Regions from separate parts of the Homo sapiens genome. Here region 2 is linked to region 1. A link is a loop called in an ENCODE intact Hi-C map of the cell type or tissue named here. Cell type or tissue: K562. All regions are shown on one strand.

The links. A loop is a pair of places that touch in the nucleus more often than their neighbours do. Peaks named below come from ENCODE experiments on the same cell type or tissue, not always from the same donor. Only the 100,000 strongest peaks of a DNase experiment are listed, where the experiment ranks them.
Region 2: a loop joins it to region 1, with 3 times the contacts of the local background. A loop is called at or near these places in 17 of 110 quality-filtered maps.

Annotation. Positions count from the first base shown.
Region 1 is chr4:76,376,647-76,379,146 of GRCh38, forward strand. All of the region lies in intron 9 of CCDC158 (coiled-coil domain containing 158), which reads right to left. Among named protein-coding and RNA genes, the nearest start is that of CCDC158, 43 kb to the right of the region's middle. In K562, a CTCF peak has its summit at 1,550 (motif pointing left); DNase peaks (open chromatin) are centred at 925 and 1,555.
Region 2 is chr4:76,300,230-76,302,729 of GRCh38, forward strand. All of the region lies in intron 6 of FAM47E-STBD1 (FAM47E-STBD1 readthrough), which reads left to right. Among named protein-coding and RNA genes, the nearest start is that of STBD1, 5.3 kb to the right of the region's middle. RefSeq lists an enhancer at 1,181-1,325 and a cis regulatory region at 1,248-1,258. In K562, no CTCF peak of the experiment used is centred here; a DNase peak (open chromatin) is centred at 1,432.

The DNA.
Region 1 (2,500 bases):
ATTTTCCTTGCTCAGCTACACCATGTAATTAATGTCACCTTAGGCCAGAGTGTACTTAGCTATATTTACATGGCAGTCATCTCTCAGTGCTCCCTGACCAAACCAAAGGGAGTTACTGTTAAGACAGTCTAGTTAACCATCAACTAGGTGCCAACTCTATTTAGGGTCACTGTGGTGTATTATAAATCTCAGTGATTTATTAAAACTAATGAAGCTGATATGCCCTCCTTATTTCCGTTAGCTCTTTACTATTTAAGACTGTCAAAATTCTTGCTCAGCCACTATTTACATTAGAGCAAAATAAGAGAATGATTCTAATATCATGTTTGTATCTATATGACCCCAAAACATTCATGTAAAAAGCTTGCAGTCATTCATCTGGATCTCGTGCTTCTACAATGCCAAAGATTTAAATGCTTATAAAAACTTAGAAATTCTTTTTATACATTTTAGATGGACATTTCAGTATTTGTGAAAAAATTTCCCAATATGTCCAAATCAGCATGATACTGTATATTGGACCAAATGCAAATTAGCAAACAATGGGTGAGGCTTCTGAAAGGATAATTTTTCCAAACAACAGTATAATGGAAAGCTATAGCAGTTACCAATCATGTAAGAAACCACAGGTGAGTTGAGCTTTATTTAGTACTTTGCGGCTTTTCAAAAAGTTTGTCAATAGACAATGAGTACTTAATCTTTCCAAAATGATTTGTGATTATTCATGAATATGCATTATTATATTGGACTGTGACACAACAGCTCTCTTATTTCCTCTCTCATTGTCAGATTGTCAGCTCTCACTTCTGCCAGAGTGCCTACCTCCACTAGACCCAAGTGAAAAAGCACCCTCCCACCTCATGGTGCACTAAAATCAGCCCCTCCTGCTGTTGTCTGCAGGGTGCGGTCATGACCTTTTGGTATAGGCTTGGTCTGCCCAGACTGGGGTGGACATTCCTGCTATAAATCATCAGGGGAAAAGCTTGTCCTGAGAAAAGACACTAGAACATAAAAAGCAGGCTTCAGAGAGGCAGAGAAAAGCGTGTGTTCCTCTCTGACCTTTTGTTTGTTGAGTGTACCCTTTAAGCAGTCTAAGGTTGCTTAAGGTTGCTCAGAGGCGGCACTGGTTGAAATAACATTGCCACAAGGATTTAGGTTAAGGGTTATGCAAGGAGGTTTACAAAAGGAGGCAGTGTTATTCAAACGCAACCCCCCAATAAATTATGAAATCAATTTAGTGAGCTTCAAATAAGCATCTGAAGAGAACAGAAAATAGCTGGCATCACATGTAATAGGAGTAAATATTGTTTTATGAATCTTGCTTCAGTTGCATGTGTGTTGGATCATAAGATGAACTATATTTCTTACTTTGGAAGACACTGCTGTAAAGGACCCACATCTATAACTGAGATTATACAGTTTCATGTTACTCTCTATGGCTTAGACTTTAGTAAAGTCCTGTCTAAATTCCATCCTTATCTTAGCTTTGATAAATGTTGAGGTATCTTATTTCCATGCGCGAGCCAAGTAGAAACAGCCCCCTCCTGTGGCCGGCTGGAGTGATAGCGGTAATTAAAATGGGGTGCCCAAAGAAGGGCAAATGTCTGGAAGAATTCGTGCTGCAATATATGGAGCTTTCCTCCATGTACTGTTACCCTATAGAATTGGTTTCATTTTATAAAGGGAGTATGGCAGCTTCCTTATACTCTATTTCTTCTAACCTACTGCTCCAAATAGCTAAGGTGTGAGAAACTGACTACAAGTGACAGAACTGTATGTAAATTGTTTCTGCTTGGCTGTCTAAGGGTCTCTTATAGGTAGGATGACTAAATATAGACTTTATCTTCCAAATGGGGACACTATGGAGATGAGAGGTAGCATTCATAAAACAGGACACTGGGCTAGCGGGTGTAAACCGAGACTGTCCCAGGCAAGCCGCCTTGGGTGATCACCCTTCTCACAGGGAATGAAGACCACCACTCCTCTTAATGGCAGCTCCTTGTTTGTTTTTTAGGGTCTTACTGTTTTACAAATGGTTGAAATGAACAAAAGTCTAAACTCTGGATAAACAGATGACAATGATACTGAATAGCTTCTCTTTAGCTATGGAAAGTGAAAGAAAAAAACAGAATATCAAATATTAATGTGGTTTTAAAAGGAATTACATGATGATGAGAGATGACTTATCCTCCTAATTAATTTTTATGTAATTAATTCATTTAATTAATCTTAACATTAATTCAGTTTGGTAGCTTCACAATGATTAGGAGTTAGGAGTTGAAGTAAGAGAGGAGGTAGGCCCCAAAAATATTGAGTAGCAGGGGGATCTGGCTGGTATGGAAGTATTTGCTAAAGTTTAGCTAAGTAAAAATAATTAAGATGGTCTCATTTTTAATGCATTTTTTAGAAACTCACTTGAACTATGCAAAAAATTTTGCTAAGAATGAATCAGAGTACACAATTTAAATAAAAATAGTTTATAAATAGTTTAAAATATAAT
Region 2 (2,500 bases), 76 kb before region 1:
CTTCCTCCCTCATATTTCCCTCCATTCTTCCTCACTTCCTCTTTAAGCCTGCAAGGTTTGAGTTCACCTTACTCCTTAGTCTCTTTGCTACTTACAGTGAGGCCAACAGACCAGTATCAACTGGCAGCTTGTTAGGAAAGCAGAATCCAGACCCCACCCTGGACCTCTTTGTTTATTTATTCATTCTCCTTTTATCCCAACTCCTATTCCTATACTTTTGCCCACCAAACCACTTCCTTTAATGTGTTAAGAATTGTTCCTAAATATGCATGTATCTTTGAAGCCTCAGTAGTGCTATTTTGAGTGTTTATGTATTTTCAACTTGCATAAATATTATTGTACTGTAAGTCATTGTTTCTTGCCTTTCTAGTCACCATTATGTATTTAAGATTTAATTACATTATGTCTAGATCTTGTTCATTGTTCTAACTACCGCATAGTATTTCATAGGCATCTATCGCATTTTATTTAGTTATTACCCTATGATGAACAGCCAGGGGCTTTGAACTTGCCGTTGGCCCAAGTAACACTGTATGTCCCTTATAGTCTTGTGCACATTTTTCCCTGGGCCTACATGTTGAGGAGTGGGATTGCACAGCCATTGGCTATGTGCATACTTAGCTTCACAACACTCTTCCAGAGTGTTTGTACCTGTTGGCTCTCCCAACAGCAGCACCACACAACTTCTTTCTAATATTTGTCTCTCTGATGGATGTAAAATGGCATATCATTGTTTTAATTTGCATTTTTCTGACTATCAATGAGTTTAAGCATTTTTTGTGTCTAATTTTATTCAGCCAAAAATTATTGTGCCTATTATGTTCCAGTCATTGTTCTGGGCACTGAGGAAAGAGCGTCCCTCGTCCATTTTTATATTGGATCTTGCGTCTTTTTCTTGCCAATTTGTACGAGTTCATTGTAGAGCTAGGTATTAATCTCTTATCAGTTTTAGACAACACAAATATCTTCCCCCAGTTTGGCTCTATCTGGTAACTGTTTATGGCACCCTTCATTGACCAGATAGCATCATTTTAATGAAGTCAAAATGTTTTTGGCCTCCTATGTTAGGCAATGTCACATTGCCAGTTTCCTGGATTTTGTTCTATTCATAGTTTTACCATTTACATTTAGGACTTTATTTCATCTGGAGTTCAGCATTTATGTGGTACAAAGTAGTAATCCAGCTTTATTTTTCTGTAGATAGTGAGCTAGTTGTCTAACACAGATCTCCCTTTTCTAAAGTTTTAATGACTTAGCATGACTGATGTCAGCCTTGAGTCTATTCTGGAACTAAGATGAGTCAGAGGTTTGCAAACAGTTTCAGTTAGAAAATGTCTCTGTGAAACCTGAAACTGGGCAGCTCCAATGTGACTGCTTTGCAGAGAGGTTGTACTTGTGGTTAATGTTATGTGGCTCCCCAGGAGCCAGAGGTCTGACAGCAATGGACAGGTGCTGAGGGTGATAAGTGCATTCCCCTAATGGAGAGAGGGGTTGCAGAGTTATTACAGATCAAGAACAAGTCTGAGAGTCACCACAAACACTGAAACACAACCATAAGGGTTCTCTAGTATAACACATCCAAATTTGCACACTCACTTCTAAAATCTATGCTTTGAAATTTGAACATAGTTTAAGAATCATCAGACTTCAGTGTAGCTAGGGTTTCAGAGCAGGTCCTGGGGATCAGAACACCGGGTTCAAATCCTAGCTCAGTCACTCATTAACTGTATGACCTTGACCAGATTACTTCCCTCCAAGCATTCCATTTATAAGGATGAGATAATCTTTATAAAGCACTTAGCCTGGTGCCTGCATATTTTAGTTATTCAATAAACAAAAACAATAAAAAGAAGGCCTATTAGATGATAGCCTTGACATTCCAGGGAATAGAAAGATGTCCAAGCTGTGACCAGCAAGGGATTTATGATCTAAACTAGGGATGAGACAAACCTCAAAGATACTGATACCATAAGAGAAAACCTGGTGTGATCGAAAGGATCCCATTAGGAATAACAAATCCCAAGGGTTCTACGCTCTCTGTGCCAGCAACAAAAGGACAAGACCAAATCTCTTTCTTATTATACCCCACTGTGGAGAGGCAACAGGACTATGCAGAGACACCTCTTCTACTGGCCATGTCTTCTCCCAGTGGTCATTATCTACTTTCTCTGCTTTTCTTAAAACTCCAGCCAGATTTTCTTTCTCCCACTCAGCTGATAACCTCATTGACTACTTCCTTTGTGGCACAAAATGTCTCTTATTTTCATTCTTTTCTTTTTTTCATGCCCTTCTAATCTCTTTCCTTCATTGAAGGCCAATTCTTCCACTGGCATTCCTGACCCATCTCCCTCTTGTGCCTTATGAAAGTCCAATGAAAAAATATTTCCTCTGCTTCTCATGTCTTCAAGCTCAGTCTCCACTGGCTCTTTCCTGCTCCCAATCGTGCTTAAATCTCTCTTGGTTTATAGGAACTGCCCTGAGTCCTGGTCTATTTCTTTTC